3 separate regions of the Mus musculus genome follow, and regions 1 and 3 are each linked to region 2. The links are chromatin loops, found by intact Hi-C in ENCODE. Cell type or tissue: heart. All regions are shown on one strand. Each heading gives the region's core, and the rest is flanking DNA. Links, peaks and the distances in the headings are about the cores only.

Region 1 (9,756 bases), core at 4,757-9,756, 50 kb before region 2:
AAAATCTGTATCCAGGACAACTTCAACATGCCTTGCTAAGATGCTCCAGTCCCACAGGCTGTTCCAGCCAGGACTTCAATTAAGCCTTGCTCTTTCCCATCACAAGGACTGGACCACAAATGATACAACTAGCTAGCTCTCCCAGGACTTGACCAATATCTCAATTTTCTTAAGGTCCTCAAAAAATGCTGTTGCCCTCAGGAAGTATTTTAAGAGAACAATGCCGCCATTCCTAAGAGGTGGGATGGGTGGGTTTTGCTCATTTGCTGGGTGATGGATATTTGTCATTGTTTAAGGGGGATGGGTCACACGCTGTTAATGGTCTTAGTCAACCAGGAAACCCAGTAAAATTAGATTCAGGGATCTCTTTCTTTCCTCCTTTCTCTCCTATCTAGTATTAGTGGGAAGGGAGAGGAGAGGTGGTGAAAAGAAAAAGGGGAATATAGAGATGATAGGATAAAAGGGTAGATTATTGAATCTACTTCTCTTTTTTTTTTTTTTAAGATTTATTATAATATGTAAGTACACTGTAGCTGTCTTCAAACACACCAGAAGAGGTCATTAGATCTCATTACAGATGGTTGTGAGCCACCATGTGGTTGCTGGGATTTGAACTCAGAACCTCTGGAAGAGTACTCAGTGCTCTTAACCACTGAGCCATCTCTCCAACCCAAATCTACTTTTATATTAATGAACATCAATAAGCCAAATATTTTCCCATGAGTATATTTTTGTATACTGATATGCATTCAAGATTATATTTTTGTTTTATCATATTGTATATGTTTCAACTAGTTTAGAGTATTGCACCACAGCAACTCATTTAAAAATCTAAAGTTCTAAAATCCTTAAATGATACTATATTACAAACTGTTTAGGATAATTAAGAAATGCAAGTTAGTAATTAATCAAATTGTGGTCATGGCAGATATTAGTTTAGCTAATTACAGAAATAAGAGTTATTTAGCCTTCTGTAGATGTTTTCAAAGTTAAGTAGATAGTAAATAGCTAGAAACAAGCAATGTTTGCCTATTCAGATATGCTATATATAGTCTTGAGATCTAGATTATGGTATTTAAGATTTTGGGGGGGGGGGGCGTTTCGAGACAGGGTTTTTCTGTATAGCCCTGGCTGTCCTGGAACTCACTTTGTAGACCAGGCTGGCCTCGAACTCAGAAATCTGCCTGCCTCTGCCTCCTGAGTGCTGGGATTAAAGGCGTGTGCCACCACGCCCCGCTCTTAAGATGTTTTAATAACATAAGGCTTTTCATGCCAGAGCTCCTGCCAGCACCCCAATACTACCTCTAAGAAGATGGTGGTTGGGGCTAGAGAGATGGCTCAGCGGTTAAGAGCACTGACTGCTCTTCTGAAGGTCCTGAGTTCAAATTCCAGCAAGAAGACAGCTAGTGTACTCACATATAATAATCTTAAAAAAAAAAAAGTTTAAGAAGATGGTGGACACTGAAGAACCTCTAATTGGGAGTTTGCTTCTAAAGTGGCTGAAGTAGAAACTTCTAGTTTCTTTGGAAAGTCGATTATGTCAAATGATGTTTTCCTGGGGCACACAGGTGAAAGAATGTCTTGCTATAGCAGACACATAAAAGAGCGCATGATAAACGAGTGTAAATATTACCCTACAAACGGGGAGCATGAGAACTGGTTTGGTTTGCTCTGCCTTGCTATTCTTTGCTAATGACACCTGTGACCTGGTTCACCTTGCATAGCGTTGTTGAGCTCCACTTGCAGTAATGCTGCCATTGAGAGAAACTCACCCAAGAACTGCTCGTGAGGTTCCTGTAGCTTTTTGCTGCTTCAGTGGCTCAACGTCTTCTGGCAAGCCGGGTGGCTTCTTCAGGATTGAACTACAACTGCTAGTTCATGCTAGCTAAGAGGACTGGACTACAGCTGCTGGTTTATGTGTGGGGTCTGCCTGTCCGAAAGAACCATCTGCAGCTGCAGTTTCATATTTGGTATTTGCTACAGGACTGAACTGCTGATAAAGATTGAGCTCACCTATTGCTAAACCAATCTACTTCCCCCACATCCTAAGAGCTTTCTCTTCCATTACCTTTGGTGGGTGGTGGGCTGGAGGAAAGGCTGGATGTTTAAGAGTTGGCACTGGCACCTTAATTTACCCGACTACAAGCTTTAGGGCAGAAGTACATCATGCTGGTAAATCAGGTTGGAATCTTGGTTGGAGATGGGAGGAGGAGGAATGTAGGGTGCTGGAGTGTCAGTGAATTCAACATCCTTTCTCAACTCCCTGCCCAAAGCAGACGACAAACCAGGAATTCAGCTTGCATCATAAGTTTTATTCCCGATGCGGGACAGATCTTTCCATCCCTCAAATGTATTACATGTCGCCACGGAAGGGCTTAGGATGCTGCTCCCATCTCCAGGAAAGATGAGAAAAAGGTACAGACTGGGAGCCAGTCCAGGACCATTCTGCAGTTCCTGGCTCTCTTACCCTCCCTTCTCAGCAGAGGAATTATCTCTCATCCATTCAGTTAAAAAGAAAAAAAAAAAATCATTAACAAAACAAAACACACCTTAAGTATTGGGCAGGGGTGTTCTTGTCCTCAGTAGGACGTCAAGTTCTGGGTCACCAATGGGGAAGTGAGGGGGAGGGGGGAGGTGCCATCACTGCTTCTGCTGAAGGGCTTCCTTCCTTGCTGCATCCTGTAGCAGTTGTGTGTCCACCTCATCTGCTGGCAGCTGCACATAGCGGACGACTGAGCCCCTGATGAAGCAGTTCTTGACTGATAACTGGAGACAAATATGAAAGCACCTCCATTAAAAGTGTGTCCTCCGGCCACCCAGGGGCCTTTTGCTTTAAAGGTTTCCTCCTCCTCCCCCTCCCCAGCCCCAACTTACCATGTGAGGGTATTTCTCAGGGTCTGTGACACTGATGTCGGTTAGTTTGATATTGAGGTACTAAGAAAGAGGAACATCGTCATTAACCCTAGAGACAAGATACAACAACCCACCCTCACTGGCTGCTTTCCTTCCCCAAGAACAAACTGACCCTTATTGTATATCTCACCTGGTCCACAGAGTGGAGGGTTCCACAGATGCTGTCAAGGGCAAAGAGGGAAGAAGCATTGGTTTATGCTGAAATCAGCGTGGAGGGAAAAATCAAAACTAGAACGACAAGTCGGGGAGGAACTTAAGGACCTGAGGCCTGCAGGCAGCATCTGTGAGTTCTGAGGTAGAAACGAAAATGCATCCCAGACTCAGTCTTTGCTCACACCAATGCATCAGAAGCTAATATTTAACTACTGCAGGCCAGGCTTGCATTCCATTTACTACTTGTATTTCCCTTTAAAGACAGGATCTCACTGCGCCCAGGCTGGCCTCAAACTATGGCAATCCTCCTACCTCCACTTGTGGAACTACAGCTGGGACCCACTATTCATGATCATTCCCCACTGGGTTTCTCTGTGAGGACCTAGAACTAGCTATGTAGATAAGGCTGGCCTCAAACTCACACCTGTTTCTGCCTCTACCTCCTGAGTGCTGGATTAAAGGTTTAAGGGATGCACTGCTATCAACACCACTTAGCTAATCATCTTTCAAAGTATTATCATCCTCCAGGATATGAGAGAGGTCATGGAAGGTAACAAAACTTACAACCAATAAACTGAAGGTCAGCCCAGATCTGCATGACTCCCAGAAGCATCAACTATTATTTTTAAAATATTGATTTTTATTATTTGTGTGTATGTGCATGTAGTTACCCACAGAGACCAGAAGAGGGCATCAGATCACTTGCAGCCAGAGTTCTAGGTAGGTGTGAATCACCTAATGTAGTTGCTGGAAACTGAACTCTTATTTTTCAGGGAGAGCAACAAGTTTTGTTTTGTTTTAAAGATTTATTTATTATTATATCTAAGTACACTGTAGCTGTCTTCAGACACTACAGAAGAGGGCGTCTGATGTCCGCTCTCTTTACAGATGGTTGTGAGCTACCATGTGGTTGCTGGGATTTGAACTCAGGACCTTCGGAAGAGCAGTCAGTGCTCTTAAAATCTCTGAGCCATTTCTCCAGCCCCCAGCAAGCTCTTTTTAAAGCACTGAGCAATCTCTGCAGCTTCCCTAACTGTTATTTGTAAACATTTACTGCTTTGGAGTCACAGACCTATGTACACATACTGGTAGCTGGAATTACTCTTTATTATTTTTGCTACACTCTTTTTTTTCTCGTATGAGTTTTTTGTTTGTTTGTTTGGTTTTTTTTTGTTTTTGTTTTTTTTCGAGACAGGGTTTCTCTGTGTAGCCCGAGTGCTGGGATTAATGGCCTGCGCCACCACACCCGGCTTCTTCTTCTTTTTTAAAAAATTGGATATTTTCTTTATTTACATTTCAAATGTTATCCCCCCCAACTTATCTTTAATAATGAAGATACAAGTCAAGTCTTCTCAGTTCTCCAGCCCTCTAGCCCCTAAGCAAGGTTATCAAGGCCAGTGCTCCCATACCACCTTACATGCCCCACCTTATATTATATTTACCCTCTGTGTAACCAACTTTAACCACCTCAGATCCTGAGTTTTACTTCCTCACTCTCTACATCCTATGAATCCCCACAGCTCTGTAGACCATTCGTGTGATTTGACTTTTAGACTATGAAAGGTCTTAGTCTGCACCTCAGTCTGGGCCAGCTTCTAACTTGGCCACACTGGTCAGAACCATCCTGCTGGTCAACCACTGATGTGTGTTCAAAGGTTTCAAGAGTCTACAAATAAAGTTATTTTGCTGGGCGGTGGTGGCACACGCCTTTAATCCCAGCACTCGGGAGACAGAGGCAGGCGGATTTCTGAGTTCGAGGCCAGCCTGGTCTACAGAGTGAGTTCCAAGACAGCCAGGGCTATACAGAAAAACCCTGTCTGGAAAAAAAAAAAAAAGTTATTTTAAAGAGAAACATGAGGGCTGCATATGAAGTTCACTTGTTGAGCATGCCCAGTACATGAAAGAAAACAAAAGCAAACAAAACCCGGCTTCAATGAAACTATAATTTTCGAAGCACTATTAGGAACCAAGTAGACCTTAACGGATGTGACAAGAACCCATAAACATATTTCCAGTGGTACAGCATTTAAGCATTTACCCCAACTCCTGAATCGTTAAGAGCAAATGATACAGCCAGGCAAATCCTAGCACTCAGGAGACAGAGGCATGTGGATCTGTGTGTTCCAGGACAGCCAGGACTACACATACATGTTACTTAACTGTATCTCACTGTGTAACTCCGGATGGCCCTGGACATATGTAGACCAAGCTGTCCTTGAACTCACACCTCTGCGTTCAGTGTTGGGATTACAAGCATGTGTCACAATACCAGGCTCACTCTTAAACTAATCTTTTACACTTAAGACGAAAGGTATTTCTTCTGTGTTTTGCCTACCTACTCTGAAGTAACTTTGTCAACAACAACGACAAAAAGGATCAGGACACCCGGCACCCCCACCTTCCACCAACTCGCTAAAATAAGGACCTACCTCAGGTCATTCTTGAGTTCCACGACTACATCCTTGCCCACAAGAGACTTGAAAAAGGAGTAGAAGAGCTATTGGAAAAGAGGGAGGAACTATCACATGAAAAGGGACGGGGAGGAGGAGCCCGTGACAGTATTTTGAAATACTAGTCTTTGTAGCCCCTCCTAGTAGTTCTCAAAACTTCATAACCAACAACAATCCGTTAAACGGGACTCTGCAGTTCACGGAGCCACGGAGTGACAGGACCTGCGTTGCACCCCTCGACGCTAGAACCCACTCTCTGAGTCGACCACCTCCCAGCTGAGACCGCTTCCCAACCGCACCCTCACAAAGTCCTCGTCAACAGCACAGAAGTGCAAGGCTCGCTTCCCGTTCTCCCCCGGCGCCCGTGGGCTTTCTCTTGGACTTGCTAAAGGTTTCCCCCAAAACACCATCGGCTCCGAGCAGCCTCCTCACACTGGGGTGTGGGCAGTAAGGCTGTACGGAAAACCCTGGGGCCTGGCTGCCGCCCCAAGCGACCGACACGAGTGCCCGCACCCACGCCCGCACGGTTCGAACCGCCCGCCGCGAGCGGCGGCGCTCCCTTTTGACGTCACGGTACCCACCATGGTGCTGGCGCCACGCGGGGCGGCCTGGACCGCGAAGGAAGGCGCCGGGGACTGCGAGCCGGAGGCAGGGCGGGAGCCGGAGCGCGAGCCCGCGCGTGAAGCAAGACTGGATCACGCAGGCGCACGGGGAGCCGCGAAAACCTCGGCTGAATTCAGGCTCAAAGGGAGCGGGGTAGGGCAGAGCCGAGAGGACCGCCAAACCGGTAGAGGGGCGGAACTTCCTGTCCCCCCCACTTCCTCCCGAGCAGCCGCTTTCTCACAAGCGCATGCGTGGGCCGTGGCAGCTGCGCGTTGGACGTAGTTCGTCTCTTTTTCTGATGGTTGTTGAGACTTTTCTCTCTGCCGCGTGATTAGCTCGTAGTCTACGTTTTCTATGGGGAATTATTGGGAAGATTGAGAAAATTATGACTTGCGTATTCTTTAGTAAAATTTAAAATGTTGCTAAGAGCTGGACAGCGTTCGTGCCCAACTGGAATCCTGGAGTTGAGACGGGAGGATTCTGGTTTAGAGGTCAACTAAAGCTATTATAGCAAGACCCTGTGTCAGAGAATAAAATATACACCAATACACACTGGTTATGGTGTGTGTGAGTGTGAGAGAGAAACCGGAACACAAATCCTGATTCTTATCAAAGGTTCCCAGTAAGTAAGTTTCTCTCAATTTCAGTCTTTTGGGGTGCAAAGTTGACCCAGAGCGGACACATTCTAAGCAAAGCAAATGAACAACATCCCAGCTCTAATGTTATATATATATATATAATTTGGCATAGGACTCGTCTGTAAAGGACTAAACTGACTGGAACTCAGTGACAGAAATATTTTACTTTATCTTAGCTTTTTTTGTGTGTGTTTGACAGTTTTTGCCTGTATGTTATGTCTGTACTACATGAGTTCCTGGTAGAAGAGAGGGCTTCAAATGCCCTGGGCCTGGAGTTACAATGGTGAGCCTCCTTGTGGGTGCTGGCAATCAAATCTGGGTGTTCTGGAAGAGCAACAGATGCTTGTAACTGCTGATCCATCCCTGCATTACTGAAATATTTTCAACTAGATCACCGACAGATACTACTTTGGATGTTCTGGGAACAGCATTACCAGGCTTGTAACATGCTGGTTGTGAAGGAGTTCACAAGAGCTGACTGATTTAAAAAAAAAACAAAAAACTAGAAAAGCCTCAGTAGGCAAGTTCCAGAGAAGAAAGAGATGGTCTGAGATGAAAGGGCTTTGTTGTTATTTCGATTGACTTGTTTTATGTAAGTATGCTGTGGCTTTCTTCAGACATCCAGAAGAGGGCATCAGATCCCACTACAGATGATTGTGAGCCACTCTGTGCTTGCTGGAAATTGAACTTAGGACCTCTGGAAGAGCAGTCAGTGCTCTTAACTGCTGAGCCATCTCTCCAGCCCTATTGTTTTTTTTTTTTTAAATAATTACATTAAGTGGGAAGTTGCTAGGTTGTATCTTCTGTGGATATCATGTCTGGATAAATAGGGAAACACTTTCTATTCTGTCTTCTCTTCTTGAGGCTGGCTGTAGGTGCAAGGCAGTCACGGGACACAGGTGAAAATTCTGAGAGTCTAAACCTGCTGATTGCAGGGTGGAATTCTCTAGTGTAATAATCTAAATAGATTGTAGCCAGGGTTTCCTGGGGGTGGGAGTGAGGGCTGGAGCATGCATGACTGTGTAGGCCAGAGATAGATACTGCCTGTTCTTTCCACCTTATTTAATATTTTAAAATTGTATATGTGTGAGCGTTTTTCCTTGCATGTCCATCTGTGTACACATGGGCAGTGCTCCCAGACACTAGAAGAGAGTGTTGGATCCTCTAGAGTTACAGTTGTTAGCCACCACATAGGTGCTGGGAATCAAACCCTGGTCCTGTGGAAGAGCAACACGTGTTCTTAACCACTTAGTCATTTCTCTCATTTTCTGAGATAGGATCTACCATAGATCCTGGAGCTGACAGGTTCATTCAGCTAGACTGACTTGCCAGCAAGACCCTAAGATGCTTCTTCTGTCTGCCCTACCTACCCACTCCCCCAGTGCTGGCATTACCGGTGCACATCACTGTGTTCAGAGCTGGATCCAGCATGGTACCAAGCAGGATTTGTTCCCAAGTTCAGCAGAATCCTTAAGATTTGAATCGAAAACAAGCTGTCACTGGATAGAAGCAGTCAGTACATTTAGCAACTGCGTCCTTTGGGCCCAGGGTGCCTGAGAATTAGGAAATGTTTGTCTTGGCAGGTGGAGGTATCGTGATCAGAGTTCAAGGCAGACCTAGGCTATATTAGACCCTGTCTCAAAACCACAAAACAAAACAAAAAGCAAAATGGTTTTGTTGGAAATGAACTTACACAAATTCAAGTACTTTGCCCTTATCAAGTTAAACATTCACAAGGGACCCACGAATGGAAAAATGCATATCTTCCTTTCTTAATTTTCAAGGACCATTGACAGCTTACAGATACCAGGAAATAAAATGGTGTATAGAATGTTTTAGGCTAGCCTGGGCTCCAAGAAACTCTGCCGTGTGGGGCAGTGGTGGCACACGCCTTTAATCCCAGCACTTGGGAGCCAGAGGCAGGGGGATCTCTGAGTTCCAGGACAGCCAGGGCTACACAGAGAACTCCTGTCTCGAACCCCCCCCCCCAAAAAAAAAAGAAAAAGAAACTCTGCATCCATCTGAAAAATCAAAAGCTGGTCATGATGGTGCATACCTGTGATCTCGGGACTCAGGTGCAGAACAGGGGAATTGCTGCAAGTTAGGGACCAAGTTGGCCTACATAGTAAGTGTCAAGTCAGCTAGACATATACAGTAAGGCCCTGACTAAAAAAAATAAAAGATGACAGAAGTTGTTTCCTTTGGGAACAAATTTACTGAGAGACAAATAACCATCCACACAGGAAGGAGAAAGGTGGGGTGTGGATAATAAATAACAGACATCCAAATTCTTCAAATGGCTCAAAGAGGGGCCTGGTTTTCCTAAAGGTCCAGTTCAGGATCATAGATGAGAGGGTGGGGGTGTGAAAAGGTCGAGTTCGAGGCTTCTCCATCGGGATCCCAAAGGATGGTGACGTAGGCTTGAGTCCAGTCAGTTCAAGAATCATATTGATGTTTGAAGATGAATAAAATTCGCCTAGAGGCACCCTAGCACCCTGCAATTCTGGAAAAGGCTAATCTACTTCCTCGATGGTAGGGCCTGTGGCAGCCCTGCCGGGAGTATACCCTGGCGTACAGGTGGGCCCGGTGCATCCGCTCTGGTACAGTTTTGTGATGATCGGATTACACATATTTTCCAGTTCTTTTCTTTTATGATCAAACTCATCTTTCTCAGCCAGCTGGTTGGCCTCCAGCCAGGAAAGGACCTCATTGCATTTATCCAGTATTTTCTTTTTATCGGACTCGCTGATCTTGTCCTTCAGACCCTCATCACCCACAGCGCTCTTCATATTAAAGGCGTACGATTCTAAGGCATTTTTGGCAGCGATTTTCTCCCTCTGGCCCTCATCCTCCGCTTTGTAGCGCTCGGCCTCCTGCACCATGCGCTCAATCTCCTCCTTGCTCAGGCGACCCTTGTCGTTGGTGATGGTGATCTTGTTGGCCTTGCCGGTGCTCTTGTCCATGGCCGTGACGTTCAGGATACCGTTGGCGTCGATGTC
Region 2 (10,285 bases), core at 3,220-8,219:
TAGTAAGAGTCACCTTCAAACAAACAATTTTGAAAATTTCTATTAGCCAGGTGTGATGGCATACTCCTGTTATCCTAGCCCTCGGGAGACTGAGGCAGAAGGATGCCCATTTGGAGGCCAGCCTGGGCTACATAGTGGGTTCAATCCACTTTAAGATACATGACAGGATTTTTGCTAAAAATGAAGTCAACACGTCTCTAATTTTTTTTTTTTTAGAAAACCTGAACATTTGTATTTCTGTGTGTGTGTGTATGTGTACACGTGTGTCCATCTATCCATGTGTGCCTGTGTATATGTGTGTGCCAGTGCGTTTGTGTCTGTGTATATGTGTGTCAAAGTGGGTCTGTGTACCTGTGAGTCGATGTGTACATGTGGGCCAGTGTGTATTTGTGTACCTGTGTCAGTGTGTACGTGTGTGTCTGTGTGTGTGTGCACATGCATGCACTGATTGAGGCCTTGTGCATGCTGAAGTGTTTAGCACTGGGCTGCACTAGCAGCCCCTAGAACACCGTACAAACTCTGGATAAAATGCACAGGATCCCTCACTGCTGACATACAATGGAGCTATACCTCTATCACACAGAACAAATGATCTTAACATTTCTTAGAGAAGAAATGTCAAAAGAAATATGACCCTCTAATTGAAATGAACGCAGCCCGAATCCCTCAGACCTTAATATTCTTTTTTTTTTTTTTTTTTAAATTAAAGCAGAGACAGCAAGATGGCTCAGCTGGCAAAGGCACCTGCCCCCAACTCTGACACCTGAGGTCATTCCACAGGACTCACAGCGTGAAGGAGAGAGACAACTCCAGTAAGCTGTCCTCTGACCTACAGTACGTACACCTTCCTCTCAATAAACACATACCCCCCCCCCCAAGGACTGAACCCAGAGTCTTAGGCGTTCCAAGTACTAGCTCCACCACTGAGCTACACCGTCAGTCCAGCGAGTGCGGGGTTACAGGTGCCCAACATGCTTAGCGTCCATCTGGGCTCTTTCCACGTGGAGAAGGGCTTTGCTCTCCCACACCTGCAGCAACTGCTTGCTCCTTTCTCACAGACTGTCCTTCCCATCTGGTTTTACACATCTGTTCCCTATTTCCTATGCCACCCCATCTTAGAAATATAAAATATAAACACGCCCCCCCATCTTTGACACTTGCAAACAGCAGCAGCCAGGATGGAATCTAGGGGTTTCTGCTTCCCAGTAAGTACATCGGCTCCTCTTCCAGCTGCCTTCCTGTCTCTCCAGGAGGCAATTGGGAAGGCGTGAGCAGACAGAACCACAGACTCCACAAACGCTTTTTCTGCATCAAAAATTTTAAGTTACAAATATTTCGATTCATAAATAATCAAAGGTGCACACGTAGGTGTGCTTATCCTTGCTCTGAAAGGACACTCTGCCCTGGGGACTTTCAGCAATCACATCTAGTACCTGCCTTTGTACCCTAGGACACCGGGCCTTCTCAGTTCCCTGAGTTCGTATCTGTTCATCTCTCCAGGGGGAGCCCCTCCCCCATCCTGTCCCAGAAAGGCACAGCTCCGTTGTCCTGGAAGAGAATGGACAGGGGCCATCCCCAGCATACTGGAAAAAAGTGCTCTTGGTGACGGAGGGACTTCCTGCCCCGAGAGGAAGCTGGGTGTTAAGTCATAACGAAGAGACTTCCCTGTTGATGAGAAGTTGCAAAAGGTCAGAGTTCAGAGGAAGAGCTGTGTTTCAGGCACCCTCTGCAGATGGTCCAGAGAGCTGTGAAGTCAGCGACCAGGACTTGGTGTCCTTTGGGCACGGGGCTCAGAGCGTGCCGTAGACGCTGATTTTGACCATGGAGATGCTCTCGGTGTACCGGTTCAGGCCTTTCTCGTACAGAACGAACAGCTGCGGGGGCTGCTTCTTTCCATCCGTGCTGTTTTCCAGGGCTGTCAGGGACGAGTAGCCGCTGGGTCCCGGCCACACCTGGACCCTCTCCTTCTGCCAGGATGTACCATTGCTGAAACTCCAGCGCAGGGTCAGGTTCACTCCTAGGAGAGCAATAGTCAGAGGGAGGAGGGTCTCTGCTCTGTCCAGGACTTGTTCAGACGGGGCGCCCCCCAACCCCCACTCCACCCTCAGGCACTCACGGAACTCAGGGTGGGCTGGATTGGAGAAGAAGACAATGCCGGAGCTGGTGGCTAGTGCTCCTGCAGCTACCACAGGGTCCACGAGCTCAGGGTCGAAGGTCACATCCCGGGGCCTGAGGGTGTCACAGGCGTCATAGCTGCGGAGGACGATCCTGCAGCGGCAATGGTAGTTATTCTGGTTCCGGGCGTTGATGATGACCGAGCCATCTGGAAGCTCGTAGGGCTGCGTGGGGGAGAGAACAGGAGAAGCTGGGGAGGCTGAGGAAGCCAGAGCTGGGGAAGGCGGTGGTGTGGGCGGGTACAGTCCATGGACTCCTGACCTGGCACTCGTCGGGGTTGAAATCGTGATCGTGTTTGGGCTGGCCAAAGGGAATGCCGCTCACTCCAGTGCCGTAGTGCCAGGAGGCACCGTGGTCATCACTGAGGAGACAGAAGACCCCATCTCGCTCCAGCGTCCCGTGTCCACACACAATGAGCCGGCCCTTCCCAGGCTCCCGCTGTTTCTGTTAAGAAGAGGAAGTGGGTGTCGCAAAGGTGCTGCCATGGAGCTCAGGCAGAGCGCTGGCAGCTCCCAGTGCGACACACTGGAACCCTTTTGTTCTCCCACAGACACTGCCCAAATTAAGAAGCTTTTTCATGGCAGGCCTGTAATCCCAGCTACTCAGGAGGCTGAGCACAGAAGATGGTTTGCCTGGGCTACAGAGTCACTTCAAGGCTAACCTGGGGACATAGTGAGACTCTGTCTCAAAATTAAAAGTATATAAAAAGGCTGAGGTATAGCTCAGCTTGGTGGTAGAGTTCTTGCTGCCTGTGCACAAGGCCCTCATTGAATGACACTCCTCAAAAATCTTAAAAAATAGAAAAGAAAAAAATCTCTCTCTAAATTCGAAATATTTATTTGAATAACAATGGCCTCCAATGCTCTATGTAGCCAAGGCTGACTATTTGGCTCCCAGTCCTCCTCATTCTATTGCCTGATGCTGGAACTGTAGGCATGCTACACAGGGTTACTTGTGAGTAGCCTGAATGCTCTCTGTAGACTAGGCTAGCCTTGAACTCAGAGATCTGCCTGCCCTGGCCTCCTGAGGGCTGCAAATGTCCCCAATTTCAATACTATCTTTTCAGTCCTCCTCCCCATTTTGAGATTATCTCTCTAGGTAGCCTGTCTTTGAACTTACAATGTAGCCCAGGCTAGCCTTTAACTCACAGTGATTTTCTTGCCTTAGTTTTTTTGTTCTCAAATAAATTTTTGGCTAGCATACAAAGAAATGGGCTTCACCATGGCATGTCCAAACATATAAACAGATCATGCTTGGTTCTTACACCCTCTCCACTGCCCTTTCCTGGAAGTCCCTTAGGACATGCATGTGGAATGCACCACTGGACAAGTGCAGGTGTCCACCCAGCCTTGGGAACGTCTCTCTAACCTGAGCTCATGGACCCTGCTGGGCACCGGGCATTGTGATATAGGTACGTGTCTGCCCAATGGCACCCAATTCTTCCCTGCACAGGCTAAGGACAGATCTGTTGACAGTCTCCATGTGAGACGTCAATGGTAGTTCCATCTCCACAATCGAGATGGAAACTTCCAGAACGCCATCCTTCTAAGGTGCCCCCACTCAGGAAAAAAAATCTGATTCATGGGATCTTGCCCTCCTCCTATCCACAGGGTGAAACCTGAATGCCTGAGCCAGGTCCAGGGGCAAACATCTCTGTGCCAATATCCACAGAGAGATTCCGGGGTGGGCTCCAGGAAATGCCGTCGTCCTTACTCCAAACCAACATGGTAGAGGCCACCTGGCAGTTGACCTTGTGAGCACAGAGGGTATAGATAAGGAACACTATCCCTGTGTCTACATCGTTCACCACAGCGCCCAGGTTCAGGCCATCGGAGGCCTCCCCATCGTCTACGATGAAGGCTGTAGAGGACCACGTGCTACCTAGAAGAAGAAGAAAAAAAAAAGAGCAGAGAGAAAATTGTACGGGTTGTTGTTTACTTCCTGCCTCTCCCCGGGGACCTCAATGTGGCACCAGAACCATGTTTCTTCTTTCTCTGACATTATTTCCTGCTAATTCCCCTGAGACATAATTCTCATTTTCAGTACCTTGGTTCTTAGTTACAGAAACTATGGACAAAATTCATCCTCTGGTTTCCCTAACTCATTAGGGACTCAAGCCCCAAAGTTCTATCTCTGGGCTGAAGTCATCCTCTGCCCTGGCCTCGGATGCCAGGAGCAGGAAGATCGCTGTGAGCCCCTGACCCCAACCAGCCCAGCAGCTCAGTGGTCCCCGGGGTCTGCTCGGCTCTGCTCCATTGATGAAGGGAACCCCCAACTCCCTACCCCGATCACCCATACAACCCAGCACCCGCTCTTTCCACCCGGGAGCCTTTGTTACCCTGGTCCGTGGACCTCCTCATGGCGATGAACTTGGCCCCCTCATCGGATGCAGATTTTTTCCTGGCCTCAGCGAAGGCCAGGAGCGTGCCCCGAGGGGTGGCTGTGATGAGCGGGATGCGGAAAGTGTCTACAGAGCCGATCTGCTTCCCGCTCACCCACAGCAGCTGCTCCATGGTCACCAGCGGCTGCACCTGCGCAGAAGGACACCTCAATGCAGACAAGCTTCACGAGGTTTAAGGTACCTAAGACCGATAGGTACTGGCTCCAGCCAGGGTTCCCATGAGAGAGGGTAATGGGGAGCCTGAGTAGGGGTGAAGGGTGTCCTAGAACAAGAGGTGGGAGCCCAGAGGATAGTATGGGCCGAACCTGGAGGCTCCTGAGCAAGGAGAGGCTGCGAGGGGAGAAGGAACCTTCAGGGATGAGGGGCAGGACCCCATAACAGTTGAGCCAGGGGCCCAAGGAAGCAAAGGTGTTGGGAGGGGATGGAGGGGCAGGAGTGTCACGCGGAGGGATGGCCGAGCTGGGCAGTGGCCACCTCTGCAGGTGCAGCAAGGCTCACCAGGCTGAAGTCATCCTCTGCCCTGGCCTCGGATTCCGCCGCGGACACCAGGAGCAGGAAGATCGCTGCGAGCCCCTGACCCCGACGGCCCGCCCAATAGCTCAGCGGTCCCCGGGGTCTGGTCGGGTCTGCCCCCACCATAGCTCCCGGCGATCCCTGTCCAGGAACTGGTCACCGGTGGCAAGCCGTCAGCTGACCTCGGCCCTTTAAAAGCGCGCACGTCACTCCGACCCCTCCCCTTGGGGGCCGCAGCCCGCGCTGCCGCGACTCCAATTAGTCCATCAGCATGTGACCCAGAGGCGGCCCCAGTCTGTGTGAGCCTTTTGACTGGCTCTAACGCCAGAACGTGACGAAAGGGGCGGGGCGTGTTTTAAAGCAACCGGCGGCTATGAAAGGCACTGACCCCTTGTGGAAGAGACAGGTTAGGGATGGCATATGACTCAGTTGGTAGAGTACCTTCCTAGTTTGTATGAGTCCCTAGGGTTGGGAAGCCCCACTCCTAGCTGAGGAGATCTTGGCAGTTGATGGCTGCTAGGGGAGAGAAAGGCACTTTTCTTTAGGAGTGTGCCCATGGTACCCCACGTCCCAGTGGATGACCCCAATGCCCTTAAGCACATGACTAACACTGATTAGAATCACTAGGTTAAAAATAATAAGCAGCTGGGCGTGGTGGCGCACGCCTTTAATCCCAGCACTTGGGAGGCAGAGGTAGAGGCAGGCAAATTTCTGAGTTCGAGGCCAGCCTGGGCTACACAGAGAAACCCTGTCTTGAAAAGCTAAAAAAAAAAAAAAAAAAAAAAAGCGACGAATGAATGAAAAAAGAGCCACCCTCCTTCCTGAGTTCTAAGCCAGCCTGGTCTACAGAGTGAGTTCTAGGATAGCCAGGGCTACACAGAAAAATTCTGTCTCTAAACAGACACAGATAACTTGGAAATTCCAGTGCTCCTGCCTGTACCTCCCAAGTACCGATTACAGGCATGTGTCCCAGCCCTGCTTATGCTATAGACAGAATCCGGGGACCCTTCCATGCTAGGCAAACTCTACCAGCTGAGTTACACCCCAGTCTCCTGGCCTCAGTCACCGAACAAGTTTTTCTTACTGGGTATTGAATCGTGTGATAGCAATTTGGATTTTAATTAAAAAAAAAAAAAAAGGAAGCAAGTTTTCACTGAAAATAAAGCCATAAACTTATCAAGAATATAAAATATTAGTCTTTAATAAAATCTGTTTTCTACAAAATCGTGATTCTCAAGGCATTGACGGCAGGGCTTCTGTACAGGAGGGCTGCATTTCCAGGTCACGATGAGTCTCTCACTTCTTCCTGGTCTTTCCCCCTGTAGGTGCCTCATTCTTCTTGCCCAGAATCTTCAGGAGTGCCTTGGGCATGTAGTAAGGCCGCTCCTGGGAACCATCATTTCTCTCCAGGTCCTCGACTGAGAGGCAAAGTAGATCCGTCAGGGTGGATCCTGATAATGGCACCCCACTGTACCCCAAAATAATCTGGGGTGTATAAACCAAACATCCTGGTTTCCTGTCCGGGCCACTTCAGGCAGTTTGATACAACTTCCCTGGCTGGCTGTAGACCAGGCTGTATAACCTGTTTTTCTCACACAAAGTGGGATAAATAACTGTATATGTCATAGGGTGATAACAAGACAAAAAAAAAAAAAAATCACATGCCAGACCATCATGGTGGCTTTCTCTGTAATCCCGACATTTAGAATGTGGACATGGGAGGACTTAGACTACAAAGGCCCCTGAGGTCTCCACAGCACAACTCTGTCTTGAGAATGGTTGCGCATATCCATGATTCTATTGCTTGGGAGGCAAAGGCCAGGAGATTGGTTTGAGTTAGATCTAGCCTAGTCTATATAGTAGGAGCTAGCCAAGAATACATAGAGAGGCCTGATGTAAATAAATAAAATTGAAGCAACAAGCAAAACCCATAAAACAATAAAATATTCATGTCCACTGCTTAGTGCATGGCTGGGGGACTGCTACCGAGGTAGGGCCATTCCTGCTTCTCAGGCCCAAGGCTCTGGCTTCTATATCATGGTCACCATTGTCACCAGGTCAAAAAACACAAGAATTCCAGCACTTGGGGGCTGAGGTAGGAAGATCATGACTTTGAGTCAGCCTTAGCTATAGACTTAGTTCCGGGTCAGTCTGTACTATAGTCTGTTCCTGTCTCACCCCTATGCATGACCCCCCCCCCCAAAAAAAAAAACCTAAGTAAAAACCACACACTCTGACTACCTCCTAGGAAGTGTTAAACTCAGGCCTCCGTCTGAGAAGTTTCCCCTGTCTGAGAATGCCCAGGGTGTATTCCCTTCTTTCCTTCCTAAACCTCTAGCCTTAGAATGTCTGAAGACATTCCCTCTGGCTCCTTTAGCTCACAAAGCTACAAGCAACCAGTCTCTAAAAGAAGCCTGGAGGCCTAAGAGCTTGAGGGTGGGTGGAGGGTTGGGGGAGGGGGGCACTCACGGAAGCAGAGGAAGAGCGTATCTACACACATTCCAAAGACGCTGAAGAAGCCACTGGCAATGACGTAGGCTCCCATGATGGAGGTCTGCAAGAGACAAGACTGATTGGGAGCCCTAGGCTCCTCTGGGGATGTGGGTGGGGCAGAGAGAGGTGTCACTCACCATGATGGGCAGCCAATAATAGTTGAGGTTGGGGTTCTCAAAGTCTTTCCCCAGCCCCTTGATACGACCGGAGAAAAAGAAGAAGGACAGAACGCCTGTGGGAAAGAGTCCTGCGGTCAGTGCTGTTCTTCTGAGGACCCCCCCTTCGTGCACCCCAGGGGGCACCTGACCCCGTAAACCCTGGTCTTGACCCTTACCGACACCTCCAACCACCAGCAGCTTCCCAAAGAACAGCAGCAGATCAGTGACTTTATCCAGGACGACGACCCTACATAGAAGTCAGGACAGACTGGGGTGAGGGTGCTGGCAGGTGATGGCATGGTACTGGACCAAGCACAGGACATTTCTGAGACCAGCTTTGGGATGGGAGAAGTGGGTGGGAGACCCCACTGGGGCATGGCGGTCTGACCTGAGAACATTCCTCATGAGCAGCATGAAGGCATTTTTGGCCGAGACACAAAAATTCTTTCCATAGATGGCGATCTGTGAGGAGCAGGGAAGGTCTGAGCCACACCTCTGGTGAGCTTGCCCGAGTGATGGTGGAGCCCGGGCTGAGGGACACAGAGCCAGGGACGGATGGAGGTTTTGCTCACCATGATGTAGGCATTGCGGTTGAGGAACTTAATAAACTTCTCCAGACACCAGAGGCAACACTTGAAGCAGCAGATGATGCAGCGGGCCACAGGGTTCTGGGATCCTGGGGACAAAGGAAGCTCACGCTTAGCCGCCAGCTTCTGCCTGTCTGCCTGCCCTTCCAAGGCTCTGGCTGCTCAGCCCACCACCTGCTCACCTCTTAGCTTGTGGTCGATATACTCCAGGATAACCCGGGCTATCTGCACAAGGGACAGGATGAGGGCTCCAAACGCCAGTGAGCCAGTGTGGTAACTGCAGAGGCAGTTAGTTAGGTGAGATGAGGCACCCCAGGACCCCTGGTATCTCTAGGACTAACACTTCCCTAGGCGGCTGCCCCTGGCTTACCGGAGTGTGCGGATGAAGGCTGAGCTCAAAGGGAAGGTAGGGATGTCTCGAGGCTTGTGAAAGGCCCAGTAGAAAGAGGCGAAGGCCCCGGCAAGGACACACTGGCCCAGGGCCAGTACCCAGTTAACAGTCCAGAAGAGCCCCAGGACTCCGTAGATTTGCAGGTTGAAGAGAGAACGCTGAGCTAGGCCCGTGGTCGAGTAGCCCTTGAAGACGCACTTGAGGTTTGGGCACGAGGAATTCAACGGGGCCTGGGGGTGACAGGACATAGCAGGTTCATGCCCGGAGTTGCAGGCAAATCCTTGACCTTCTCTGTTCCTAGTGGCCTCCAGACTCAGACCACCTCAGTGCTGCTGTAGTGTGACTAAGCAGCTTCCTGGTTTCCAGACTGGCACAAGCTATCCAGAAGGCAAGCGAGGTGCGTGCGTGGATGTTTTCCACCCCCTCTCCCTCTTACTTTCCCAGCAGCCTGCTTCTGGAAAAGCCTTGTGTGCACTGAACACACTGTGGGTATTTATTGATATTAAACTGACTTTGTGGGCTCTAACAATGACACAGTTATAGCATGCATGTGTGTGTGTCTGTGTGCATGTGTCTGTGATGTGTGTGTGCACACGCATGTGATGCATGCATGTGTAAGTGTATGCATGTGTGTATCTGTATGTATGTGCTTGTCTGTATGTGTGTACATGTCTGTGGAATGTGTGTGTGTGTGTGCAGTGCATGTATGTGTGTGTGTGTATGTGTGTGTGGTACATGTATGTGTGTGGTATATGTGTGCATGTGTTGTATGTGAATATCTATGTGTGGTACATGTGTGAGTGTGTTGTATGTGTGTATGTATGTGTGGTACATGTATGTGGGTGTGGTATGTGTGGGTATGAGTGTGTGGTACATATTTGTGTTTGTGTGTGAGAGTTTGTGTTATATGTGTGTGTGTGGTATGTGTGTGTATGCATTTGCTTTGCTGGGACCGAACACCAAATCTCACACATCCTACAAAACTCACACACAAAATTGAGCCTCATGCCCTGCTTTCATTATCCTTATGCCCACCTCCACCCCTGCAGCCGCCTTTCCTCCCCATTTCTAGTGTAGAACTCGGGGCTTCAGGAACAAAAGACAACTTTTTATCACTGTCCTGCTTTCTGAGCGATCTGTTGAGGGGCTGGGGAAGGATATCAGCTGATAGAGTACTTGCCTACCATGCACAAAGCCACCACATCAAACCCTGAGTGGGGACTGGAGAGATGACTCAGCGGTTAAGAGCACTGGCTATTCTTCCAAAGTGAACCAGGTTCAATTCCCAGCACCCACATGGTAGGTCTGTAATTCCAATCCCCGGGCATCTGACAACCTCACATTGACATACACACAGTCACAACACCAATGTACACAGGTCACTTTTGAAAAACTGCACTTTGGGGCACACCTGTCGTCACAGCACATGGAAGGGAGAGACAGGAGGATCAGAAGTTCAAGATCATTCTTGGCCACACAGCAAGTTTCAAGCCAGCCTGGGCTACATCAGACCCTGTCTATGAATAGATAAACAAACAAGCAAGCAAGAAAATGCTGTCTGAGATCC
Region 3 (10,285 bases), core at 1,750-6,749, 290 kb after region 2:
TTCTTTACAAAACTCCCATCAGGACAGTACCAAAGATCAGAAGCTTGGAGGTGCTCTGCCATCTCATTGGTTGAGACTTGAAATTGATCAGAGTCACCTTCAAATCCAGCCACGGGATGTTCAATCTCTTGAGTCTCTACAATTTGATTGGCTGGATCCGGTCTCACTCCCACCTTCAGGGCTTCAGGGAGAAGACCTGGGGACCGCTGCCTAAACGGAATGGCTGTATTTAAGATTTGCTGGGCGTTCTCTTCCCGCTGCTGCGGCTGAGCGGTGTTCTTCTCGTTCATTGGGCTGATAGGTGAGGTCTCCATTGGATCTCCTGATCCCTTCCACAACAGATAAAGGAAAGAACAGTTTAGTCTGGAAAGTGATGGGTCAAGTGTAGTTCAGACCTGAGCAGGTGAAAAAAACAAACAAACAAACAAACAAAAAACCGAAACCATGTAAATTCCAGAATTCCTAGTTAAGACTCCTCGTAGTGCTAAAAGTTTCTCCTTTTTTTCCCCCCTTCCCAAGCTAGAATCCACCCAGGTCTAGTTTAGAACTATAAATTCTGTAATTCCCCATGGTTCGGGTAGTCGCCCCAACTATGGGCACTTGACCGGGTCAAAAAGTACCTGAGAGACCAAGGAGCATAGCAGGACGGCCTAAGTCACAGTTGTTGCATTGTGTATGATGTTGAGGCCTGGAAGGGCAGCCTGGGAGCAGCTGAGAGTCTCTATCAGCTCTCGAGCCCTCAGAGACGGAGAAGCTAGTCCCTAACACGACGGCCAATCAGGAGCACGAAGAGGTTCCTTGTCCCGCCTCTATGGTGACGCCATTTCCCTAGCAACCGTGAAGCGCCATACCTTAGCAACCGGACTAGACCTAAGCAATAGAATTAGCCAAATCGAACCGAGGTTGACAAAGATCTGGCTGACTGGTTTAGTCAAAATGTAAAAAGGCCAGAAATGGGAAACTTGGGCTGAGGAAGAGAGAGCAGTGGTAGAGAGCTTTACCAAGCATGCGTAAAGACCCTAAGTTCGAGCTTCAGTTCAAATGTAAAGGCTGAGATTTTAGCTGCTTTCAGACCCTCCCCTGTTATTATACCCAAATTCAGAGATCTTAGCTGAAATCAACCCCTGTCCATTTTGGCTCATCCTTGATTGACTTTTGCCACATATCCATCATTGCCCTTCAACTGAGCCCCCTGATCCAGAATCGTAGTGTTTTTCAAACTCGAATGAGCATGTCCATCATGAGAAAATATATTAAATTGCAGACCTGGATTTCGAAACTCTCAGATGGAGCCTGCGATTCTTGGATAGTGCTCCAGCCCGCTAGCAGTGTGATCCCTCAGTGACCTCATTCCGCACCAGCTTAGTTTGTCCTATATATTTCGTGTGTAACTGGTATCCCATGCTCCAGTGAGAGGAGCGGCAGAGAACAGCTCTCCTCCTCCCTACAGAAGGTGTAGATAGATCCCGTTTGTGACTCAGCCTTGCTGGGCAAACTGCCTGCACCGGCTGGACCAGCACAGTTCTTCCGGGAACGAGAACCCCTTATTATCTAAGCACCTTACTTTGGCATATGTTGTTCTTGGTGTTATTGACAGGGTCATGTGTATCCCTTGCTGGCCTGGAACTCTATGTAGAAGAGGATGCTGGGACCACGGGCATGCCCCACTGTGCCTGATTTATGTGGTACTGTGGATCACACCCAGAGCTTCATTGATGATACAGGGTAAAAGAAATACTGACAAGCTTTACACTGATTAGAATATAAAAAGAATACGTGTACTAACAAACGTCCTCGGAGATATTAAATAAATAATTAAACCAAGAGGCTCTGACCCAACTCTTACTTAAACATACATAGCCTACAAACGAGCTTTGCGTAGCAGTTTAGGAAGACAAGTAAATAGTTACACACCTGAATTCATTGAAATCTAAGTGTCTTTTGCCCTTTGGAGCCACTTGTTTGTCGGAAACTCTCCTCTTACCAGGCTTTGCTAACCTGCCTTGGAAAAGTGACCTTGGGCTTCAACTTGCTCAGAAAGTGAAGTTGGTTTAAGGATAATAGAAACTGCTGGGCTTCCTAATGACACAGAAAAGTGTAGCCAGGAGATCAGGAAGGCTGCCATCTGCCTTTGTAAATCTGCTTGACTGCCCAGAGAATGTAATTCAGGGGTAACCAAACCCCCAGTTTCTGCTTTTGTAACACTTGCTGTATACCCCCCCCCAAGAAAAACAAACAAACAAACCCAAAAACGTAATTTGGGATAGCAATTTAAAAGACACCTGTAAGCCAGGCGTGATAGCACATGGTTTTAATCCCAGAAATCAGGAGGCAGAGGCAGATAGATCTCTGTGAGTTTGAAGCCAGCCTGGTCTACAAATCAACTCCCAGGATAGCCAGGACTGTTACACAGAGAAATCCTGTTTCGGAAAAACAAACAACAAAAAAGGTAAAACAAAACCCAGTTTTCTCTGTTTCTGTTGCACTCCAGGTCACAGGTCACTGACCTTCTTTTTTTTTTTTTCTCTCTCTCTTCTCCCTCTCAAAAATTTTATTTTTGGTTTTGAGTCAGCATTATCTTAGTCCACTTCCCCATCCCCAACACCATGCTGTGGCTCTGGGAATCCATGGAATCTTATGGAGAATTAATCCATCTTCTCTCTCCTCCCCTTTCCTCTGAGGGATTTCAAGGAAAGTAGGAAGTGTAGAAGTTTACACCTTAATCCTTGGACAAAGAAACCCATATTCTCTGTTACTCGATAGTGCGAGGCAGTGTGTGTGTGTGTGTGTGTGTAACTCCTTCAGCAGGTATCCATTGAGCACCTGTTGTATCCGGGCAGCATGCTAGGACCCGGGATACTGAGATGAGAGGAAGGGAGCCTTTACCCTCATGAGATTTATAGCCTCACCACAGAAAGCAATCACAGAGGTATCCCAAGTATAATGTGCTATGAGAGCGAGCTGTGACAGGGAGTAGACATTCTTTGTGGCAACAGTTTTGCTGACATCTAAAGAATGGGCTGGAGTTTGAGTGATGACTCCTATAGCCCCAGCACTTAGGACATGGAGGAAGGAGCAAAATAGTGAATGAGTTTGAGGCTAGCCTGGGCTACATGAATGACACAGAGGACAGATCTGTGGTGGGTGTTTGCTACTTTTCGGCTTCTTCTTTTTTCTACCCTTTATTCCCCCAGCTTCACCCTCTATCACTAGATAGGAGAGAAAGGACAGAGGTGAGAGAGAGAGGTAGAGAGTAGACATTACATCTTTCATTTCCTCTTGGACCACAGCTACTAGCAAAACGCAACCAACCTCCCCAACCCACACTGCCTCTTGGCATCCCTAGCATTTATTTACCCTCTGAAAAATTCCCAGAATTTCAGAGTCACATGATTGCAGAAACTATCTGCAGCTGGCAAAACCATGCCCCTGCTAGTGCATGAAGCAAACCACAATCAGCTGCTACAGACAGTCCCGAGCAGCCCACGTCCCCCACACCTGGGATTAAAATTAAAGCACATTTTTATAGTATTCCTATCTTTTTAAAAGAAACCAGGGCTGGAGAGATGGCTCCTCAGTTAAGAGCACTGACTGTTCTTCCAGGGGTCCTGAGTTCAATTCTCAGCAACCGCATGGAGGCTCACAACCACCTGTAATGGGACCTGATGCCCTCTTCTGGTGTGTGTGTCTGAAGACAGCTACAGTGTACTCATATAAATAAAAATAAATAAATCTTTAAAGAAAGAAAGAAAAAAAGAAAGAAACCAAAACTCCAGAATTCTCACTACACAAATCAGTTACTTGAAGGCTGAACCACATCTAGGAAGTGTATCCTGTGCACAAGCAGCAAGCCCCTAACCACAGAGCCATCCTTCCAGCCCCACAGTCATCCTTACTGAGGGATGGGGCGTCCCTCAAGGCCAGAGTATGTGCACACTGTTCAAGGCCCAGTACCACCCTTAAATCCTTACTAAATACTCAGGATTTATCAATGAGGGATGGAGGCAAATGCAGAAAGCCCCACCAGTGGCGGGTGAGTGTCTTGTTTCAAAATGCTCCAGATGCCAGAAAAAGTGAGCTGGGTGGCAGGGCCTCTGTGCTTTCCAGCTCAGCGCCATCTGGACCGGCTGCATGCACGGAGGCAATCAGACTGCTGAGCCTTGAAAGCTGGCCATTGTTTTGCCGTGCAGAGATTTGGGACATTTGTTGCGGAAGAGGCAGCAGGAGGCAGCACAAAGCTCCGTCCACCCAGCTTTATGCACTCTTGGTTCAGTGTCAGCTTGTCCAAGCCATTCCAAGCCAAGTGCCTGTTACCCTGTCACAAGGTCTGGAGCCAGCTGGAGATTTTCACACCGTCAAGCACCCCACCTTCTACACTGCAAGGAACCAAATGCTGCCCTTATGCTCTGCTGCTCTCACGGTTTAGCATCAGCACCAAAATTCTAGCCCCTCTGGAGGTTAAACAAATATCCCCTTTTGTTTAGTCTTGGTGGTTTCTGTGGGTTTTGGTTCTCCTGGGATTTGTGTCAAAATTGTTCTCTTTCCTTCCCAGAGTTTTTGGACCATGCCTGCCTGGCCAGCAGGGAACAGGAAACCCTGAGGTGACGAAAAAGACTTTCTGTGGTGGAACATTGCATAGGAAGTGCCCCCAGAGCAAGCCTGATCATGAGTCACAACAGCAATAGCAGGCATTGTGCTAAGGGACAATAAATAGTCTTAGCTCATGTGTATTAGCTCATGTGTATTAATGTGTTACCTCACTTTCTCCTAGAGTAACTCCGTTTATCCATCCATTCTTTCTTTCCCCTTTGCAATGGTGGGGATCAATTCCAAGGCTCTGTACACCCTTGGCATGCTCTTTATTACTAAGCCATATTCCTGGCTCTGATCGACAGTTTAATATTTTTTTTTTATTAACTGGGACTGGAAAGGTGGCTCAGTGGTTAGGCACACCAGCTACTCCTGCAGAGGAGCCTCACACTCTCTGTAGTTCCAGTTCCAGGGTATCTAGTTCTTGTTTCTGACCTCTGAGAGACCGGGGCACCCATATGGTGCACATACATACATTCAGGCTAAATACGTATGTGCATAAAATGAATCTTTTTTAAAATGTATTTTTTGAGACAGAGTCTCACTTTGTAGCCCTAGCTAGTCTGGAAACTCTCTTATGTAGACCAGGCTAGCCTTGAATTCAGAGAGATTCCACCTCTCTCTGAGTCCTGAGTGCTGGGATTAAAGGACTGCTCTCCCATGCTAGTCTCATATATCCATATAATCTGACCTTTAGTCATTTTGCCTCATCCCCCTCCCCACTCCCTCTTCCACTGGAACTGTTCTCCACAAGATCTTTCAGTGTGTGATCCACCGGGTTTAATATGACTTACTCGCCATAGAGTATAAATTCTCACCTTAACTCCACATGCGTGCTATGGAGGGAGTGTGGGCCAGAGGTTATTTAGCCTGACTACAACACTGAAGAGACTAAGCCCTCCTCCACAAACAGTCGTCAGCTGCCAACAGTCTCTCTGGCAGGGGTGGGCCCCGATGGGCTCCTCCAACATCCATGATGCAGCTCCGCAGACAAAGGGGAAGATTCAAGAAATCCCAGCTTTGGCAGGTGGAAGGCCTGGGGTCTCTAGGCCAGAAGCAATTGTATGCAGCAGAGGTCCCCAGCAGTGCTGGGTGAAGCCATAGGGAAGTTCTTTTCTGGATGGAAAGTCCATTTTCTTGCTCTCTTTAGAGAAAGCATTACCATCTTGTGAAATTGTGGTCTCGGAATGGGGAAGATCACTGAAGAAAGAAATGGCAGCTGGCAGCTACACAGATGGCTCACAGGAAACAAACCATCCAGGGTGACTGTGCATTTCCCTTGGCCCTACTCAGTTGGTGGGTGAAGTGTTAGCAGGCAGGGTGAAATTGAGCAAGAGGCAAATTGTATAAAGGGAGAGGAGCCAAGAGAATAGGGTAAGACCTTGGAAGTCTTCACAGCATCCAACTTTGGAAGCTGTCCAAAGCAACCTGGGGAGAAGAGGTTTTATTTCAGCTTATACTTCCAGGTAACAGCCCATCACTGAGAAACCAGGACAGGAAGTCAAACATGGCAGAAACCTGGAGGCAGAAGCTGGTGCAGAGGCCATGCAGGGGTGCTGCTTACTGGATTGCTCCTCATGGCTTGCTCTGCCTGCTTTCTTAAAGAACCCAAGACTACCAGCCCAGGGGTGGCACCACTCACAATGGGCTGAGCCCTCCCACATCAATCACTAGTTAAGAAAATCACTACAGCTGGATTGTATGGAGACAATCCCTCAGTGGAGGGTCCCTCCTCTCAGATGACTCTAGATTGTGTCAAGTAGACATAAAACTAGCCAGGACAGGAGCGTAACTGAGAAATGAGGAGAATGAGATTTTATTCTCTCTCTCTCTCTCTCTCTCTCTCTCTCTCTCTCTCTCTCCCTCTCCCTCCCTCTCTCTCTCTCTCTCTCTTTCTTTTTTTGGAAATAGGGTGTTCAGGTTGGCCTTGAACACGTGGAAATCCTCCTGCTTCAGCCTCCCAGGTACTTAGATTATGGGAATGAGCCATCACGCCTGGTCAGAAAATGAAAAACCAAGAAAATCAAACAATAATAAAAGTGGCATGGGTCAGAAAGAAGGATCAACAGTCAGAGCACTGGCTGCTCTTCCATAGTCCTGTGGTTCGATTCCCAGCACCCATACAAACACCTGTGATTCTAGCTCTAGGGATCTGATATTCTCTTCTGGCTCCATCAGTACCAGCCAAGTGTTGGACAGACAGACGGACAGACAGACAGACAGACAGACATGTAGGCGAAACGCTCAAGCATATACATTTAAAAAATAATAGTAATAATAAAGTGATAGAGTCAATGGGTGGGCAGTCCAAACGGAGCTGATAATTTTTCAAGTGGAATTGAGGGATGACATGGAAGGACTATAAATGGGATATTTTGAAGGGCTGCTGCCACTGTAGTGATCTGGTTGAAGGCATGATGGGTGGGTGGGTGGTGCAGGGTAGGAGAGGGTGGGTGGTTAGATCATTCAATCCTGGGTGATATGCATGGCTATCAAAGGCATCAAAAATAACAAGATGAGGGGTCCAGAATGTAGATTCCCCAGTACTGCATTTGTCTGGCACGTGGGGAGTTCTGACTTCGGTTCCTAGCATTCACATGGACAAAATACCAACAGCATAACAAAACATGGAAGACAAGAAGAGGCAGAGACACCGAGCCAGGTGTACCCTTGCCAGAGGAAGGGAGCATCCAAGTAGCCACTAAGAGGGGAGCAGAGACCCTGCCAGAGGATTCAGGCTGTCCACAGGGGCGCAAGAACTGGGTCTCTGTATATAGGGGAGCTGAGGCCAGGCAGGAGAAGAGCAACAGGAACCTGGGAGCTTCTTGTCACCCTTAGAAGGGGCAGAATCTTGGGGGAGGGGAAGAGAGGAGAAGTCATTTTTTTTTGTTGTTGTTTCGTTTTGTATTTACTGACTTCTCCTAATTACTTTCAAAGAGTTCAAATATTAGTGGAAGAGACTTTGCCAGATGAGGATCTGAAAACCATACAGAAGCAAGATTTGGCACCCGCATCCAAGAGCTGCTTCAGGTTAAGTGTATACATCCAGACCACAGGTAAGAAGAACCGGGGAAGGGCAGGTGCCGGCTTCAGGCGCCGAGACTTTCCCCTAAGGAAGGGTTGCCCTGGCTGGAGCACCTTACAGGGTCTCTGGGTGACGCCCAGCCTTCAGTGCACTTTGTCATCCCCTGGGGTTGTCACAGTATTGGCACTTGAGTTTCCCCACCCAAAGGTTGCCCAAGGAGCTTGGGCTTTAAAAATACCCACCCCCTCCAGCCTCAGAGTTCTAATGTGTGCCAGCAGGGAGAACCATCACACCATGGAATGCCTGGGACTGTTTAGGAACGCCCTGTTGCTGTGATCCAACCTAGAGGACCTAGTGTGGAGGAGAGAGGGGTGAGCTGATGTGAGCCTCGAAGGACAGGAAAAAGCAGAGCAAGTGCAGGTGTGTGGAGAAAGGAGAGAAAGCCTAGAGCCCAGGGGCAGGGCAGAGCCCAGGGGCAGGGCAGAGCCCAGAAGTGGCCTAGAGTTTAGAGGTGGTCAGAGAGTCAGGGTAAACACCAAGCAGTTTGATTCGTGCCTAGCCGAGACTAGAGACACAGGCCTGGGGTTAGGGGCTGCGGAGGTGGGGATGTCGAGGGGTACAGCCTGGTTGAAAACTGGGCTGAACAGGAACAGTGCACTGCTTAAACTATGAGAGGAGTGAACAGACAGACTGTAGCGTGGGAAGTATCCTAGTAGGCAAATAAACAGCCTTGAAATCTGTCCAACCCTTTAGGGGAGATTTAACCTAGGGCCTTGATACAGCGCTGCTGACGTAGCGGTATCAGGCAAGGTTCCTGCTCTTGCAGCCCAGGTGGTGGGTTTTTAGGGCTGGGTGTGGTGGTGCACACCTTTAATCCCAGCCCTCGGGAGTTAGGAACTGGCAGATTTGGCCAGCCTGGTCTACAGAGTGAGTTCAAGGACAGCCAGGGCTACACAGAGAGAAACCCTGTCTCAAAACACCAAAAGTCAAACAAACAAATAAATAAAACAAAGCAACCCACCCCAGGGTCTAGTGCAGTGTGGAGTATATGCCCTGTCACCTGACTATTTCCCCAGCCCCATCCCTTTTCCCCACTTTCAATTCTGAGACAGGGTTTCACCGGTTGTTTCCGTTGACTTTGAAATTTCCCTGGAATCCAGAGATTCCTTCAAAAGCTCATTGCTGTTATTATTTGTGTGTGTCTGTTTGCTACGTTGTGTGGAGAATAGAACTTTGAAGCAGGATCTCTCTTGAGTCTGCTGGGCTGCGTGTTTCTGGCTAGTTGGCCTGGAAACTTCCCTGTGATTCTCCTGTCTCCACCTCCTCTCCCACAAGAAGAGTCCTGGGAGTGTGTGTGTGTGTATGTGTGTGTGTGTGTGTGTGTGTGTGTACACTACCTAAGTTTGATCCTTGGGGGATATATATATGTATGTCAGGAAGCTTGGTCAGTGCTTTTACCTTTTAAGCTCTCTCATCACACTCCAGACAGGCCTGAACTCAAAAGGATAAACCTGTCTCCTTCCCAAGTGCTGGGACTAAAGGCATGCACCACCATTTTGCCTTAAACTCATGATCCTCTTTCTGCCGCCTTCCCAGTGGGTAGAACCACAGGCCTATACCTCCAGACCTGGCTTCTGAAATCCTTTCATTTCTATGTCTGCCTCTTTGGGTGGGGATGTAGCTCAATGACTGAGGTCTGGGGTTGACCGCCAGACCCCCAGACTGATCTCTTCGGATCAAGCAATCACCCTCTGTGCTGTGTGTGGCTCCGTGACTCCGTTTTAAGCTTTTATTGTTGTCCTGGCCATCCTGGAACTCACTATGTAGATGAGGCTGACCTGGAATTCGCAAAGTCCCCCCTGCCTCCTGGGTGCTGGGACTAAAGGTGTGCACCACCACACACAGCCCCCTAACTAACTTCTTGAAGACTTTTGAGCTGTGGAGTTAGTTATGTAAGAGCCAGGTCTAGAGAGGCTATGTTGAGGGAGACTTAGAGTAGGGGGAGGTAGGAGGTAGGGAGACCTTTCGGGGAAGCTGTTGCAATAATCCAGGATGAAGTCATGCTCTGGCCAGGGCTGGGGAAGGGCTACAGGAAAGCACACTATGACTGTGGAGGTGACTCAGCTCAATAGTACATCTTGATACAGCAGGCACAAGATGGGTAGAGAAGGATAGCTGGGACATGTTGTCATTAAAGGCACAAGGATGGGAGAGTGCTATAGTATCACTTCACCACGTTGGCTTGGAAGGCCCACTGGCAGGGTCCCAGTCTGAGAAAGCACACAGCTTCTGGAGAATATCGCAGGAGCTGGCTCAGAGAGGAGGGTCAGTGGTTGAGACGCAGCTCAGCGGCTAACCTAGCACTAAAAAGAATGAACAAGCAGACAGGCAGATCTCTGAGTTCGGGGCCAGCCTGGTCTATTGAGTGAGTTCCAGAACAACCAGGACTACAGGGAGAAATCTGTCTTAAAACAAAAACAGACACCAACCTAAACCAAGCATGAACCCCCCCCCCCATAAACATCTTTTCCCCCAAAATCTCAAAAACCAAAACAACAGAAAAATAATAAATAGTATCCTGGCTTGGTAGTATAGACCTGAAATCCTAGGATGTGGCCAGCAGGGGTTGGGGGTTGGGGGTGCGTGGAAGAGGTGGGTGGTGATGGTGGC

The links. Hi-C counts contacts between places; a loop is a spot of excess contacts. Peaks named below come from ENCODE experiments on the same cell type or tissue, not always from the same donor. Only the 100,000 strongest peaks of a DNase experiment are listed, where the experiment ranks them.
Region 1: a loop joins it to region 2, with 4 times the contacts of the local background. A loop is called at or near these places in 9 of 42 quality-filtered maps.
Region 3: it touches region 2 in a loop (3-fold over the local background); 4 of 42 quality-filtered maps call a loop at or near these places.

Annotation. Positions count from the first base shown.
Region 1 is chr17:34,978,427-34,988,182 of GRCm38, reverse strand. It overlaps Hspa1l (heat shock protein 1-like), which reads right to left. Exons shown (of 2, transcript NM_013558.2): 2 at 8,955-9,756. The coding sequence ends at 9,271. Lsm2 (LSM2 homolog, U6 small nuclear RNA and mRNA degradation associated) reads right to left here and starts at 6,329. Exons shown (of 5, transcript NM_001110101.2): 1 at 6,098-6,329; 2 at 5,496-5,563; 3 at 3,044-3,074; 4 at 2,875-2,934; 5 at 2,292-2,766. The coding sequence starts at 6,100. The coding sequence ends at 2,641. In heart, for the core only: CTCF peaks have their summits at 6,023, 7,179 and 7,381 (motif pointing right); a DNase peak (open chromatin) is centred at 6,312; H3K4me3 peaks cover 2,662 bases; H3K27ac peaks cover 2,285 bases.
Region 2 is chr17:34,926,337-34,936,621 of GRCm38, reverse strand. It overlaps Slc44a4 (solute carrier family 44, member 4), which reads right to left. Exons shown (of 21, transcript NM_023557.3): 14 at 8,698-8,948; 15 at 8,510-8,604; 16 at 8,313-8,416; 17 at 8,129-8,202; 18 at 7,917-7,987; 19 at 7,720-7,814; 20 at 7,559-7,643; 21 at 6,186-6,507. The coding sequence ends at 6,386. It overlaps Neu1 (neuraminidase 1), which reads right to left and starts at 5,369. Exons shown (of 6, transcript NM_010893.3): 1 at 5,075-5,369; 2 at 4,514-4,706; 3 at 3,794-4,056; 4 at 2,437-2,619; 5 at 2,117-2,339; 6 at 1-2,017. The coding sequence starts at 5,215. The coding sequence ends at 1,791. In heart, for the core only: a CTCF peak has its summit at 5,485 (motif pointing left); a DNase peak (open chromatin) is centred at 5,291; H3K4me3 peaks cover 1,519 bases; H3K27ac peaks cover 2,030 bases.
Region 3 is chr17:34,635,289-34,645,573 of GRCm38, reverse strand. Fkbpl (FK506 binding protein-like) reads right to left here and starts at 760. Exons shown (of 2, transcript NM_019873.3): 1 at 621-760; 2 at 1-329. The coding sequence starts at 314. It also overlaps a transcript of Ppt2 not described here. In heart, for the core only: a CTCF peak has its summit at 4,217 (motif pointing right); DNase peaks (open chromatin) are centred at 4,163, 4,573, 5,493 and 5,813; H3K27ac peaks cover 868 bases.